5 separate regions of the Homo sapiens genome follow, and regions 1, 2, 3 and 5 are each linked to region 4. Evidence: chromatin contacts called from ENCODE Hi-C or POLR2A ChIA-PET data. All regions are on one chromosome and are shown on one strand. The core of a region is the stretch at or near the end of the contact, and the rest is flanking DNA. Distances in the headings are between cores, read along the strand shown. Region 1 holds the start of SENP3 (SUMO specific peptidase 3). Region 2 holds the start of ELP5 (elongator acetyltransferase complex subunit 5). Region 3 holds the start of MNT (MAX network transcriptional repressor). Region 4 holds the start of RNF167 (ring finger protein 167). Region 5 holds the start of BACC1 (BPTF associated chromatin complex component 1).

Region 1 (2,700 bases), core at 194-2,693, 2.6 Mb after region 4:
TGCTATAGCGCAGGTGAGAGCCGTGTGGGCAGCCGAAAGCAGGACGTCTCTGACCGGGGGTAGCAGTGCAGGGAGCTACCGCTAGGAGGGAGGTTGGAAACCTAAACAGAGGCGGGTCTGAGGAGTGAAGTGCAGAATGCCGGGTCCTTACAGGAGGCAGAGGAACGGTGGAGCTGGAGAAGGCAGGGGGAAACAGGGCATCTGGATGGCTGTGCTTCACTGCGAATCTACTTTCTCTCTTTTCTCAGGTGTCTTCCATTTACACCAAGGGGATATTCTGAGTGTCATAATTCCCCGGGCAAGGGCGAAACTTAACCTCTCTCCACATGGAACCTTCCTGGGGTTTGTGAAACTGTGATTGTGTTATAAAAAGTGGCTCCCAGCTTGGAAGACCAGGGTGGGTACATACTGGAGACAGCCAAGAGCTGAGTATATAAAGGAGAGGGAATGTGCAGGAACAGAGGCGTCTTCCTGGGTTTGGCTCCCCGTTCCTCACTTTTCCCTTTTCATTCCCACCCCCTAGACTTTGATTTTACGGATATCTTGCTTCTGTTCCCCATGGAGCTCCGAATTCTTGCGTGTGTGTAGATGAGGGGCGGGGGACGGGCGCCAGGCATTGTCCAGACCTGGTCGGGGCCCACTGGAAGCATCCAGAACAGCACCACCATCTAGCGGCCGCTCGAGGGAAGCACCCGCCGGTTGGCCGAAGTCCACGAAGCCGCCCTCTGCTAGGGAAAACCCCTGGTTCTCCATGCCACACCTCTCTCCAGGTGCCCTCTGCCTCTTCACCCCACAAGAAGCCTTATCCTACGTCCTTCTCTCCATCTATCGGACCCCAGTTTCCATCACTATCTCCAGAGATGTAGCTATTATGCGCCCGTCTACAGGGGGTGCCCGACGATGACGGTGCCTTCGCAGTCAAATTACTCTTCGGGTCCCAAGGTTTGGCTTTCACGCGCTCCATTGCCCCGGCGTGGCAGGCCATTCCAAGCCCTTCCGGGCTGGAACTGGTGTCGGAGGAGCCTCGGGTGTATCGTACGCCCTGGTGTTGGTGTTGCCTCACTCCTCTGAGCTCTTCTTTCTGATCAAGCCCTGCTTAAAGTTAAATAAAATAGAATGAATGATACCCCGGCTCCATTTCCCCCACTGCCTCGCCTCAGCCCGGTCCTCGTACGGGGATCTCCCGCCCTCCTGGCTCTCCTGTGGCGCGCCCCCCGCCGGATCAAGGTACTGGGGATGCCGCTAGGGTCAGGCCCGCGAGCGCGGAGAAGACAGAGCGCGGCGCAAAAGGGAAAGTGGCGGGGCCGCCACGCGCGGCCGGGCGGCGGATGTGCGCAGGCGCAGCCTCGCGTAGCGCTCTGGGCTGGCCAGTCCCGTGGCGCCGGCGTCCTCGGGTAGACGGGACCGCGCGCTTGGTGGCCGCGCCGGCGCTCTTCGCCGGGTGTGACGTACTAATCGTGCGCCACCGCTGCCGGTGGGCCCGGGGCTCGCGGGAGGGGAAGGAGGAGGGGGGGAGGAGTGGCGGCGGCGGCGGTGGCGCTGGTGGCGGCGGTGGCGGAGGTGGAGGTGGAGGTGGAAGCTGAAGCTGAAGCAGAGCCAGAGGCGGCGCGGCGGGGTGCTCGGCGGCGCGGCACGCGGCCCAGAAGCGTTGGAATCCTGAATTGAGACGGCTGCGCCTAAAGACAGCAGGAGTGGCGGGGCCGCCGCCGTCGCCGGAGAGATGAGCCGGGAAGCTTGAGGCCGGAGACGCCCGCCTTCGGGCCCGTCCGCCCGGCTTCCCCGCTCCCGGTGAGGACGCCCCCTCCCCTCCCCCCAGCCCTGCCTTGGCCTCTCCCATTCCTGGGCCTCGCTCCCACCGAACCGGGGCCCAGAGGCCCGCATAGGGGCTTCTTAAGGCCCGTGTGCGCCGAGCCATCCAAGCTCGTGGGACCGGACTGGTGCCGGGTTGCATTCTGGTCCCCGAGGATGAAGTAGGAGGGGGCTGGGCCGGCCTGGCTTGTGCGCTCCGTTCTGTCCCAGCGTCTTGATTCGGTTCTCTTTAAGTTTCCTTCAAAGTTCTTCCCCGTTTATCAGCCTCTGCCCCCTGAACCATATCCCTGGCATCTGCACTTGAGATGACCGCAGCCTTCCCATGCCCCCCGTTCATCCAGGGTGTTAGAGAACTGTCTCCCATTCCAGTCCAGTTTCCACGTGCAAGTTGCATTCTCCTCAAGTACCACGGTTATCATGTCCCTGAGGAAAGAAACTGCCCTTGTTGGGCCCTCAAAGGACAGCCCTGGTGGTATTAAAATAAAGACGTAGAACCTGGCAGTGCTATTGGGTTTGGCCTGGTGATCTTAGAAATAAGATCTCTGAGGCCTGCTGCTTAGCCATTTTCCCTTGTCTCTGGACTGGGGAGAGATGATGGCACAGACCCTGAAGGGCCCCTTGTGGACCGCGTTAACCGGGAAGATCTTAAGTTAGGAGTTTTGCGTTTTTTCCTCTTTTCTTTATTTGCATCTGAATCCAGAGGAGGCATGGCCAGGAAGAGAGGCAGGATCTGCGGTGGGGTGATGCTTAGATTTTGATACCCTGATCTTTTGTTTTTCAGGGTACTGGAAGATGAAAGAGACTATACAAGGGACCGGGTCCTGGGGGCCTGAGCCTCCTGGACCCGGCATACCCCCAGCTTACTCAAGTCCCAGGCGGGAGCGTCTTCGT
Region 2 (2,700 bases), core at 168-2,667, 2.3 Mb after region 4:
GGACCAAACACACACCGAGGTTCCAAATAGGGTCTTTCCCAAGCCCACATCCACAGATCCGGCTGTCATCAAACAGGTGTTCCCCGCCTCTTGGTTTCTTTAGCAACAACTCCAGCTTTCTTAAAGAGCGCCCCACCCACCACCTTAGCCCCCAAGAGTTGCCAAATCCTGTCCCATCTAGCCCCATCAAAACCCCCAAGGGCAAGGTTCTATTACAAGGGTCTCCCACCTCGCCCCGCTTAGGGTGCCCAATTCTCTGGCGAGAAAAGCCCCAGCCAGGATTCCCTTCCTAGGCCCAAACAGAGGCCCGACACTCCGAAAACCCCTGAGCACCACGGACAGATGTCCCCAACACCGCCAGACGTCCCCAACACCGCCAGCGCCCACCCTGGCTCACCGTGCGGATCTGCCTCCGCAGAAGGTAAATGAAGAAGCTCCAGAGCTTGGCGGCGAAGGCCACGAACGTGCGCAGCCCCAGCAGACACTGCGTCCGCATCATCCCGATGACCCCGGCACCGCCGGCCCCGGGGCCCCCGCGGCCCAGCTCCGCCAGCCCCCCGGGGGCAGCCCCCCGCCGCCGGGAGGGGGAACGGGGGCCCCGAGTGGCAGGAGAGGCTGCAGAGAGGGGCACGGAGCGGGCGGCTCAGAAAGCCACCCCTGGCGAGGGTAAAGCCCAGCGGAACGGGGAGCTGGGGGACAGGCGTGGGCAGCCCGCGGGGGCCCACATGGGCTGGGAGTGGCACCGACGGCTTCGGGGAGGTTGCGGGCCGAGACAGGTAGGGCTAGGATGGGGTCCTCCGAGACCTGGAGGGAAGGGGAAGGATAATTGGGGGAGGGGGCAGTGGGGGAGGGGGCTAGGGAAAAGGGAGGAAGGGAAAAGGGAAGGGGAGGGGGGGAAAGCAGAGAGTGGCCCGCTGCGCAGGCGCGCTAGGGGGCTGCTCGCAGGAACGGGGAGGGCGGGGGCAGCGGCGCGCAAAGGGCCGCGGCAGCGGAGAACGGGCCTGCAGAGCGAAGGAGCAGGGAAGGAGGGGGAGGGGGAGCCGGAGGGCGCAGAGCGCTGGGCCGGAGCGGCCTCCCCCTCCCCGAGCTCGGGGGTCCTTTAGCCGCTGGGGACCGGGGCTGCAGCCTCTGCAGCTGGGTTTCCCACTCTGACAGGCGCCATTTTACCGTCCAAAGGACTCCCTCTTCCTGTCTTTCCCCCTCCTCTTCCCCTTTGACACTACTTCCGGTGGTGACGTGTATTCGCTTCACCGGGACTAAGTTCCTCCTGCGCGGTCTATGGCGGGTAGGTATAAGGAAAGCCAAAAGCACTCCAAGCGAGGCTGCAGTATTGCGCACGCGCAGAAGGTGGCCGCGGGGCGGGGCCTGAGGCGAAGCAGGCCCCGCCTCAAACTGCGTGGGCGGGGAGAGTGACGTCACTTGGCCCGCGCTTAGGGCCCTCGCGGGGGGCTTGTGGGTCCTCCTCCCCCTCCCACTGACAACTGCCCCAACTGCTCTTCCCGCCCCGGTCACAGTGAAAATGTAGACGGGGTCGTTGTCCGTACGACTGTGCGCCAGGGCTCGGGGAGGGGCGCCCTCCGCGTGAGCGCCCCCCTGGGAATATTGAACATAATCACCTCTCATTCCAGACTATGTTAGGTCTTAATGGTGGGAGGACGCCCGAGTGCTCGGCCCGTTTCACCCCGAGGAGGAAGGACACTGGGTCATGACGCCATCAGAGGGCGCCAGAGCAGGGACCGGACGCGAGTTGGAGATGTTGGACTCGCTGTTGGCCTTGGGCGGCCTGGTGCTGCTTCGGGGTGAGAGCCAGAGGCACGGTGGCGGGGCGGGGGGTGCGGTTCGGGCCTGGCTGAGGGGACGGAAGTGGGCAGGAAGGGCCAGGGGTCACAGGCTAGGTGTGGAAATCGCGACGGGTTCGCGAAGGCGGTAATCCCAGCGCTCTCATACCCTTTATCCGTCCCTCGCTCTGCAGATTCCGTGGAGTGGGAGGGGCGCAGTCTCTTGAAGGCGCTTGTCAAGAAATCTGCACTGTGGTGAGTATCCCACAGTGTCTCCCCGGCCTACCCTGGATAGGGCACCTGTGCCCACTCTTTGACAATCCCTTCTCATCTCTGCCTTAGTGGGGAGCAAGTGCATATCCTGGGCTGTGAAGTGAGCGAGGAAGAGTTTCGTGAAGGTTTTGACTCTGATATCAACAATCGGTAAGTACCAGTTGGAAGAGATTTGATTAAATTTGAGACCTATAATGCTAAGGAAATTTCTTTACAACAAGCGCAGAACCTGGTATGTAGTAGCAGTTCCTTAAATATTCATTGAAGAATTGGATATGGATCTTTCAGGAGGCAAGAATTAATAAGAGGAGTGATGAGTATTTGGGGAGTCCAAAGCAAAGATCATAGAAGTCGAGAGAGAAATAGCCTGGAAATAGGGAGAACATGTGGGAAGGGTATTGCAGTAATCCGTTAATCCGGCTTCACTCTTTAAGGTACATATGTACCGAGCACCAACTATCAACCAGGTGCTGTGCAAGATACTGGAGACGGCAGTGAGTGAGACCTGTTCCTGACCTAATGAATTTTAGGGAATAATGGTAGGAAGTGATAGAGGCCTGGTTTAAGGCAGTGGCAGTAGAGATGGAAAGTTTAGAACACATGTAAAGGACTTTAGTGGGTAGAATTTCCAGGATTTATTGACTAATAT
Region 3 (2,700 bases), core at 91-2,590, 2.5 Mb before region 4:
TCCCCGGTGCACGTGGTCGGGGGCGGAGCCCGTCCACGTCACCACCCGGTGTAACCAACGGGCTCGGAACGCAGGCACACGCAACATTCCAGGCGAGAGCGGGTTTGGAACGCGCAGACACGCCACATTCCACACTGGCTAAAGCGGGGCGCAGCGAGGGGGGCCCGGGGGCTGACCCCCAGCGACCCGCGGGCCATTTCGCAAACGCCCAATTAGCCCGGCTTTCACCCAAACCCCGGACGCGCAGCCCAGCCCAGCTCTGGGAGGCGGGGTCAGGCGGGGCTGGCCAGGATCATAAGACACGCGATGTCATTTCATTCTGCAAAGGCCGCCTCCGCCCCAAGCGGCGCGTAGATCTGCCGGGAGCGCCCCCCGCACCCTCCCCACGGGGCCAGGGAAGCCGAAGAGCTGCTCCGCGTAGAGTAGTCCCCACCCCCACTCCGTTACACACACGCCCACTCGTGTGCTATACACACGCCCGTGTACACGTCCGTTCATCTGCTCTTCCCGAGGCTCACATCACACATCCCCCGTGCACACACGCACGCACACGCGAGCCTGCCACCCCCACGCAACACCATTCCTCACCCCACCCCCCGGCTCACACATCCTCAGTGCCACCGAGGGCTCCGCTGGCCCACGCAAAAGCAGCCCACCACAGAAGGGGCACAGGGGTGCCACGCAGCCGGGGTGGCGCCCGCAGGAGCCAGGTCCCTCGCAGCATGTTAATGAATTCATTAATTAATTTCACTGCCCACATCACCCCTCCCCAGGCGGCGGCTCTCGCGGGGAGCCGTGCGCTGCCAGGCTCCGCAGGCCGCCCGGGAGGGGGCCCTGTCCGCGGTTTCGCGTGGGTTCGGGGACCGGGGTCACTCGCTTCCCCTTCCCCAGTGCCCCAGGGGCCCAGCCCGGCCGCTCACCACGTGCTCTCTGTTGTTGCTGCGCTTGCCATTCCAGGAAGCGGGCCGCCTCCAGTAGCGTCTCTATGCTCATCGCGCCGAGAGCTGCCGGGGGCGCGCCGGGGCCGAGGCTGCGGCCCGCGAGCCGGGCACAGGTCAGGCTGGCGGGCAGGCAGGAGGGAGGGATCACCTCCGGGGGGCGACAGGGCTGGGCGGCGCAGCGCACTCCGCAGGGAAGAACGGGGGAGCACGGGGAGAAAAATCAATGTCTCTCAAAATATTTGCAAAATATAAAATTGCAAATTTAAAAAAATGGGATGCAAAAAAAAAAAAAAGGCGGCACTGCCTCCCTTCTTCCCCTCCCTCTCTACCTCCCTTCCGATGCCTCCCGCCCCGCGGCCCCCGGGAGTCCCGCCGACAAGAAAGGGCTTTGCAACAAGATGGCGAGGAGGCACCGACACACACAACAAGGGAAGGAGCCGCGCTGCCCCCGGCCGCCGCCCCCGCTACTACACCGGGGCCACAGCCAAAGCCCGGACCGGAGCCCCCGCCCGCAGGGCCGCGGCGTCTCGCGAAGGGAGGGGCGGGTCCTGCGCTGCTGGCCCCGCCCCCCGGATCCGGCGCGCGCACACGTGGCCCGGGCAGGGAGGGAGAGGTCCGAGCGGGGTGTGCGCGCCGCGGTTCCGCTTTCCTGCTGGCCCCGCCCCGGCTGCAAGCCACAAGTTGGGCCGGGGCGGTGCGTTTGGGTCGTTCACGACGAAATCTGTCCTGCTGGAGGGAGGGTAGGGTGAACAATTCAAGATTTAACAGAGTTCCAACCAGGATATTCCGGGTCAGGGAAACCTTGGGAATGGCAGAGACTGGCCTGACCCTGGGTCTCCACGCTCCACCCACTCGCGACCTAAATCCCGCAATCGCCGGGCTGTCGCAATTCCCCCGGGATCCGCCCCTGGGCGGAGCTGCCGGCGACTGGAGACTGTCAAGAGAACCAGCGGAGGGAGCGGAGCGGCAGTCCGGCTCCGCGTTTTGTCTCCGTTCCTCCCCCCGCAGTGCGTTCGCATCCTATTAGGGGACGTCACCGGGCCGCGAGCCAATGGGCGGGCAGGACAACACGGCATGGAGCAGCTCCACATGGACACCCCGCGCCGCCAGCCTTCGGTTTAAAGGGCCAGTGTCTGCAGGTCACATTCGCGGGTGCGGATGGGGCCACTGGGCGAACCCAGGGTGGGATGCCGTAAGGGGAATCCCGCAGTCGTGCCCTGGCCTCTCCATTCCTTTTCACCACCTTCCATTTAAAACCAGGCCTTTATCTTTCCTTCCCCTGAACTCCAGTCTTTGTCCACGCGTATTCGATGTGGGTGGAGATACGGACTGTGCCACCCCATGGGCCACCCTTTCCTCTGGGGCCGGGGCCAGGGCGGGGAACACGAAGCGCCCGCAGCCCAGACCGGGGGGCGTGGCCCAAATCGGGAACAACAACGTGGAGGGCGGAAGCCCGGCCCTCCCCGCGCCTGGCGACCGGCGGTGGGCGGGGCGCGGGGGCGGGGTCCGCTGCGGCCGGCTGGAACCGCGCTCCCCAGAGGGAGGGACCCCCCGTCGCCCGCCCGCCCGCCCGCGTCTTCCGGGCTCGAGTGTTTAGGGGAGCTCGGGTGCAATCGGAGAGTTAGCTCTTTGAGGCCGGCTGCCCTTAAATCCTCTCACTTCACACATAAGGAAACTGAGGCCGTGACGGCCAAGGACTCGCCTAAGGTCGTTCCGTATTCCACCTGCTCCTCTCTCCCGAAGCGGGGGCACTCTTCCC
Region 4 (2,700 bases), core at 30-2,529:
GGGTCAGCATATCAGGCCAAGGTCTAGAGCTGCCAACCCACAGTCTACCCTCCATCCTGAGGCCCCAATACCCAGTGTAAATGCCCCTCAGGCCTTCTGCCTTCAGGATACTGGTGAGGGCATGGAAGCTGGTTTTGTACTCTCGAGTCTTGGCCCCTTCCCCGCTCAACTGCATCCGGTTCTTCACCAGGTCCAGGGGCTGGACAAAAACTGTAGCTCCCATCCTGGGGGAAGACAGAGGTGGAGTGAAGGGCCAGGCATTCCAGATCTACCAGTGCCCACTGGAGCCTGGCAGCAAGAGGTTACAAAGGTCAGGGCCTGCCATGCGATTCAAGAATCAGGATGCTGGTGAGCATGTGTATAAGAGTCTATATGTACACCAAGTGCAACGGGTCTGAAAAGTCTAGTTGTCCAGTAGGGGCCATGCAATGAAAGTGCTCCAAGCAGCTTCATGACAGTCAAGCAGTGACCTGGGGCTGCACGCAGTCCGACACAGGGAGGGGAGGAAGGGGCATCCAAGATTTAGGACTCCAGGTAGTCCTGCAGGAGCCATTTAATGGCCTGGAACCCCCTGCCGCCCGGCCGAGCTTAGCAATGCGCTGGGAAACTCAGCTGGCCCGGCGGGGGTTGTGCAACGACCCTGCATGCAGTCCATAAGGGTCCTGCAATGGGGCCCTAGCAGCCCATCGGGGAACTCGCAATACGCTGGAGATCGCGCTGACCCCGTGCCGGCACAGTTCACTGCAACAGACCCAGAGATGAACCGGGCCCGGTTCCTTTTGCCCTTCCCTTCCTCCTCTTTTCCCATCCCTGGGGCCTGAGCTTACCCGGCCAGGCCCCCAAACAGGAACTTGACGGACTTAGGGGAGGTACGGGGCTTCCCGTCTATCCCGCCGGCCCCGGCACTCGCCGTCGCCGCCATCGCCACTCAATGGCCCTCGGCTCCGGGTCCCGTGCGCGCGCGGCCCCGCTCGCGCCCAAGGTGACACCGCGCGCGCAACAGAGCGAGGGCGCGCGCACGCCCCTCCAGCTCTCAGGTCCGACACCCGCTGGAAGCCGGCGCGGGCGCAGGCGCGCAGCGCAAAGGCGGCCGGGAGTAAGGCGGAGCTGAAGGAGGAGCTTGATGGAAGCGTGCGAGAAGGGGCGTAACTGATTTGGAAACCAGAGGAAAGGCGCTGTTTTCACCGAATTAGAATCGCGGGAAAATAGAGAAGAGTTTGTTTGAAGGTCTCGCGAGATCGAGTGAGTACGGCTCGCCAAGTTGGAGCGCTCTCGCGATAGACACAGCAACTATTCAGCTGCGAGGGGACGGGAGAGGTGGTGAGCACTCTCGCGAGATTTGAAGGAGCGGCGGAGGCCAGAGGGAGGAGAGGTTTGTAAACTAGGAGGCTCCGGGTTTCCGGGCACTTTTATTAGGTCGTCTTCTGGGCCACCAGTGCCCCTTCCATCTCCACAGGCAGTCCCTCCATCGCTAACCTTTTTTTAACCGGCCTTTTAGGACCGGAAGTCCTTCATCTCAAGCATCCAATGCTGAAAGCGGCCTGATTTTCTCTACCGGAAGCCCTTTTCCAGAGGCTGGGAACACGGCCCACCTAGCAGGAAGTCCCACCTCCTTGAGCTCCGCCACCCTTCCCGAAGTTTTTCTGTCACCTGTGTTAGGCTCCGTCCCCTTTCCGCGTTTTATCCCCGTACCAGAAAAGGATACATTTAGTGCCTCCCACCCAGCTCCACTAAACGGGTTGGATATCTCATTCTTTGAGTTGGTGTTCCTTCCCCGGCGCCCCCATGTAGCTGGGAAGTGGGACCTGGGGGTGGTTGGACCCCTGGGATCCTAAAGGAGGGGCAGGGAGGGCGCAGAACTCCGCTTCTGCTCCTTGCTACCAGGACGCGCGGCCTCCTCAGCCTCTTTCCTCCCGCTGCCATGCACCCTGCAGCCTTCCCGCTTCCTGTGGTTGTGGCCGCTGTGCTGTGGGGAGCGGCCCCGACCCGGGGGCTCATTCGAGCGGTGAGTCTGAGGGACGGATGGGGAAAGGGCGCTGAAAGGAAGGGTTGCAGGCTGAAGGGGAACATCGCCTTTTTTGTCCGCAGACCTCGGACCACAATGCCAGCATGGACTTTGCAGACCTTCCAGCTCTGTTTGGGGCTACCTTGAGCCAGGAGGGCCTCCAGGTGATTTTCTTTCTTTTCTTTTCCTCCTTCCCTCCCTTCCTTCCTTTTCTGTCTTTTTTCTTTTTTTAGTATTTCGCAAGATCCTCCATCCTAGGCTGGGGTTGGGGAGGTTTGTCCTGGGTGAAACTGGAGGTAGGAAAATGAAGTTAGGAACTGAGCACGTCTAGTGTAGAACCCAGAATCTAGAGGGAGAAGACAGAGTGTCCACCCCTGGAACTCCGAGGTTATCAGGGAGACTGAAAGTGGACGAAGACAGAAGGCAGGATCAACGGTCCTTATCAGGAAGGTCTCAGGTGCTAGTTATTGCTTATATGACTTTGGGCAAGTTAATCTCTCTGAGCCTTAGTTTGTTTTACTGTAAAATGGGATATTAGAAGTTTTCCTAGGGTTATTGTGAAGATCAAAGTAGATACGCAATTTTGGTAGTATTTCATCCCAAAGACTGCCACATAGCAAGAACTCAGTTGGGCCTTAGTAGCAGTCGAGTTGTTTGTGAGATGGGTAATTAGAAAATTGAAGAGGCCGGGCGCG
Region 5 (2,700 bases), core at 193-2,692, 2.1 Mb after region 4:
AAGAAGAAATGATATGAAGAAGTGCCGGTTCTCCCTCCCCTCTTCCGCACTGTCCCGTGATGATGACGCCTCCAGAGAGGACGATAATCTGGGTTCCTGGGAGAGATGGCTTGGTCACTATTCCCACCCTTGCCTCGACCACTTGTCTCAATGTCACCACCTCACGCCCTGTTCCAGGTGGCTGAGTCCGAATCCAGTAACCACCACCTCGTTTTGGTTAATCTCAGGCTCGGGTGTTGTAGCAACATTGGAAATGGGAGGGGTTTACGAAGTGAACATGAGGTCAGGTGCCTGAATTCAACAGTCTACCCATTCCCCTTTTCCAGATAATGCTCGGAATATTTTTCAATGTCCATTCCGCTGTGTTGATTGAGGACGTTCCCTTCACGGAGAAAGATTTTGAGTAAGTATTCGGGTGGGGGAGGCGGGCTGGGAGCAGGTGGGAGGTGGCGAGGCCTAGGGTCAGAATTACGTCTGGGAGGCCCGGTGCTTAGGGCCCCTAGGTTAGAGGACTTGGAGAGGAGAGCGGCTTTCTTGAGAATGTGGTTAGGAGCCAGGGAGTCAGACCTCAGCGGCCATCCCAAACCCACCACCTTAGGTGTGACCTCTTTAGGTATTTTACTTTTCTGTGCTTCTCAGTCCACCTCTGCAAAATGGCTATGACAGATCTCACCCCATAGGATGGTCAAGAAGATTGAATAAAGTAATACACGTAACAGCGCCTAAACAGGTGTCGGGCACATAGTGCTCAGAAAATGTTGGCTCCTATTAAAGTTTGACCCCTTTGCTTCATTCCCACCCCCAGGAATGGCCCCCAGAACATATACAACCTTTACGAGCAAGTCAGCTACAACTGTTTCATCGCTGCAGGCCTTTACCTCCTCCTCGGAGGCTTCTCTTTCTGCCAAGTTCGGCTCAATAAGCGCAAGGAATACATGGTGCGCTAGGGCCCCGGCGCGTTTCCCCGCTCCAGCCCCTCCTCTATTTAAAGACTCCCTGCACCGTGTCACCCAGGTCGCGTCCCACCCTTGCCGGCGCCCTCTGCGGGACTGGGTTTCCCGGGCGAGAGACTGAATCCCTTCTCCCATCTCTGGCATCCGGCCCCCGTGGAGAGGGCTGAGGCTGGGGGGCTGTTCCGTTTCTCCACCCTTCGCTGTGTCCCGTATCTCAATAAAGAGAATCTGCTCTCTTCAGCCCTGTGTCTGTGCTTGAGTGGGGGCGAGCACGGGGCTGAGACTAGAGGTCGGCCTCTGCCTGGAAAGTCCCGATGTCTGAGCGGAAGTGGAGCGAAGTGTGGCGCGGAAGTGAGGCGAAGGCTTTCCCCATCGACTGGGCGCGCCGAGCGGTCTAAGCGACTGCGTCTGATGGGGCGGGGAGCCGCCGGGTTGAGCCTATCCGCTGCGGGGAGGGCGGGACTTCCTGCGCGGGGGCCCGAGCCGCTCAGTCTCCCTGCTCTCCGTGGTCCCGGCTCGCGTGTAGCGGCGGCGGCGGCGTCTCCGTGAGGAGGCGCGCGGGGCCATGACGTCAGCGTCCACAAAGGTTCGACCTCCCTCGCGGACAGCGCTCCCTGGCGGCCACGGGAGGGCGGGCCCCCCACTTGGCTCGCGGCTCTTCCGCCCCGGGCGGGGGGCGGGCGGGAGCCGAGCCTGGGGTGGGGCTAGGGGCTCCGGGCGGGACGGGGAGGGCGGGCGCCGGCCCCCCGTGACGCTGCCCCGCCCCCAGGTCGGAGAGATCTTCTCGGCGGCCGGCGCCGCCTTCACGAAGCTCGGGGAGCTGACGATGCAGCTGCATCCCGTGGCCGACTCTTCTCCTGCGGGGTACGTGAGCCCGGACTGGGACGTGGACGCTGAGAGCGGGCGCTTGGACTCGGTCACAGACACGGACCCTCTCTAGCACAGGGACAGACATTAGTTTCCCTTTGTGCGTGGCACAGCACAGAGTCGGTGTTAATAAATGATCGTTGGGTGAGGGAATGAATGACAGATAAAAATACAGACAGGCCCATAGCCCAGACTCCTGTTTCACAGTTCTCCCTGCTGCGAACGGGTCGACCACAAACCACCGCCACTCCCAACCACCCCAGTTCATGGAATTCCCCCAGACGGCTGCAGGCTGTGTTGGTGGGTCTGTTTTGAAAAGCCCTTCCTGGCGAGTTGGTTTCAGTGTGCTGTGTACAGCAGCCGTTTAACGTTGATGGTGGAAAGGGGTGTCTAAGGTGGAGGTGGTTGTGATTTCTTGTGATTGGGGTCCTCCCGGTTCCCGCAGGGCCTCAAGAGCTTTCCGCCTCCCCTTACGGAGGACCTCTTTATGCATCCGTGGAAGGGGTCCCAGAAATCGGAAGGAGGCGGCTGGTTGGCTGTGGGATGCATAGCCTGTGGGCGGGCTCCACACCCCCCCTCCCATTTTTGCTATCCCCCCTCTCCCCTTCTGACAGTGCGAAGTGGACGGAGACGGAAATAGAGATGCTGAGGGCTGCTGTGAAGCGATTTGGGGACGATCTTAATCACATCAGCTGTGTCATCAAGGAACGGACAGTGTGAGGGAGGGTGGCTGCCAGAAAAGGGCGGGTGGGCAGCCTTCTTCCTCCTTACCCAAGGTTCCATCGTCCTCAGAACTCCTTTCCAGCTCAGCTGCTTCCCTACTTTGTCACTAGTTTTTTAGAATCCCCTTGAGGACTGAAAGAATAGAATTGTCACAGTT

The links. Hi-C counts contacts between places; a loop is a spot of excess contacts on that map. ChIA-PET counts read pairs that join two places held with the same protein, here RNA polymerase II (POLR2A). Pooled maps may share reads with other maps.
Region 1: a pooled map shows a loop between it and region 4 (7-fold over the local background). The contact joins the promoter of SENP3 here to the promoter of RNF167 in region 4. A Hi-C loop is called at or near these places in 2 of 37 single-sample maps with no recorded cell type and 11 of 50 pooled maps. POLR2A ChIA-PET finds 5 or more read pairs at or near these places in 1 of 52 experiments (activated T-cell).
Region 2: a loop to region 4 is called in a map of chondrocyte, with 4 times the contacts of the local background. The contact joins the promoter of ELP5 here to the promoter of RNF167 in region 4. A Hi-C loop is called at or near these places in 2 of 168 maps with a recorded cell type or tissue (chondrocyte and naive thymus-derived CD4-positive, alpha-beta T cell), 2 of 37 single-sample maps with no recorded cell type and 7 of 50 pooled maps. POLR2A ChIA-PET finds 5 or more read pairs at or near these places in 1 of 52 experiments (naive thymus-derived CD8-positive, alpha-beta T cell).
Region 3: a map of CD8-positive, alpha-beta T cell shows a loop between it and region 4 (9-fold over the local background). The contact joins the promoter of MNT here to the promoter of RNF167 in region 4. A Hi-C loop is called at or near these places in 6 of 168 maps with a recorded cell type or tissue (B cell, CD4-positive, alpha-beta memory T cell, CD8-positive, alpha-beta T cell and 1 more), 8 of 37 single-sample maps with no recorded cell type and 18 of 50 pooled maps.
Region 5: a map of ascending aorta shows a loop between it and region 4 (6-fold over the local background). The contact joins the promoter of BACC1 here to the promoter of RNF167 in region 4. A Hi-C loop is called at or near these places in 2 of 168 maps with a recorded cell type or tissue (ascending aorta and chondrocyte), 15 of 37 single-sample maps with no recorded cell type and 17 of 50 pooled maps.

Annotation. Positions count from the first base shown.
Region 1 is chr17:7,560,476-7,563,175 of GRCh38, forward strand. SENP3 (SUMO specific peptidase 3) reads left to right here and starts at 1,444. Exons shown (of 11, transcript NM_015670.6): 1 at 1,444-1,788; 2 at 2,591-2,700. The coding sequence starts at 2,602. It overlaps TNFSF12-TNFSF13 (TNFSF12-TNFSF13 readthrough), which reads left to right. Exons shown (of 11, transcript NM_172089.4): 10 at 1-13; 11 at 249-1,126. The coding sequence ends at 358. TNFSF13 (TNF superfamily member 13) reads left to right here. Exons shown (of 6, transcript NM_003808.4): 5 at 1-13; 6 at 249-1,126. The coding sequence ends at 358. It overlaps SENP3-EIF4A1 (SENP3-EIF4A1 readthrough (NMD candidate)), which reads left to right and starts at 1,517. Exons shown (of 22, transcript NR_037926.1): 1 at 1,517-1,788; 2 at 2,591-2,700. RefSeq lists enhancers at 698-947, 2,214-2,700 and a silencer at 1,508-1,587.
Region 2 is chr17:7,250,798-7,253,497 of GRCh38, forward strand. It overlaps ELP5 (elongator acetyltransferase complex subunit 5), which reads left to right and starts at 1,418. Exons shown (of 8, transcript NM_203414.3): 1 at 1,418-1,799; 2 at 1,973-2,033; 3 at 2,121-2,201. The coding sequence starts at 1,754. It overlaps CTDNEP1 (CTD nuclear envelope phosphatase 1), which reads right to left and starts at 937. Exons shown (of 8, transcript NM_001143775.2): 1 at 398-937. The coding sequence starts at 499. RefSeq lists enhancers at 540-1,127, 1,128-1,716, 1,585-1,804 and silencers at 665-784, 855-1,064, 1,835-2,074.
Region 3 is chr17:2,399,720-2,402,419 of GRCh38, forward strand. It overlaps MNT (MAX network transcriptional repressor), which reads right to left and starts at 1,341. Exons shown (of 6, transcript NM_020310.3): 1 at 921-1,341. The coding sequence starts at 993. RefSeq lists enhancers at 1-25, 26-596, 1,887-1,936, 2,308-2,700 and silencers at 1-306, 827-886, 1,037-1,116, 1,307-1,616, 2,267-2,586.
Region 4 is chr17:4,938,989-4,941,688 of GRCh38, forward strand. It overlaps RNF167 (ring finger protein 167), which reads left to right and starts at 1,280. Exons shown (of 10, transcript NM_015528.3): 1 at 1,280-1,372; 2 at 1,499-2,005; 3 at 2,089-2,169. The coding sequence starts at 1,922. SLC25A11 (solute carrier family 25 member 11) reads right to left here and starts at 1,058. Exons shown (of 8, transcript NM_003562.5): 1 at 828-1,058; 2 at 72-224. The coding sequence starts at 922. RefSeq lists enhancers at 1-391, 1,108-1,177, 2,058-2,187 and silencers at 898-967, 1,530-1,724.
Region 5 is chr17:7,013,340-7,016,039 of GRCh38, forward strand. It overlaps BACC1 (BPTF associated chromatin complex component 1), which reads left to right and starts at 1,443. Exons shown (of 6, transcript NM_174893.4): 1 at 1,443-1,539; 2 at 1,723-1,817; 3 at 2,435-2,536. The coding sequence starts at 1,519. RNASEK (ribonuclease K) reads left to right here. Exons shown (of 3, transcript NM_001004333.5): 2 at 327-403; 3 at 806-1,193. The coding sequence ends at 947. RNASEK-C17orf49 (RNASEK-C17orf49 readthrough) reads left to right here. Exons shown (of 8, transcript NR_037717.1): 2 at 327-403; 3 at 806-1,539; 4 at 1,723-1,817; 5 at 2,435-2,536. It overlaps MIR497HG (mir-497-195 cluster host gene), which reads right to left. Exons shown (of 3, transcript NR_038310.1): 3 at 2,479-2,675. RefSeq lists enhancers at 905-1,405, 1,156-1,285, 1,756-2,256, 2,669-2,700 and a silencer at 1,376-1,825.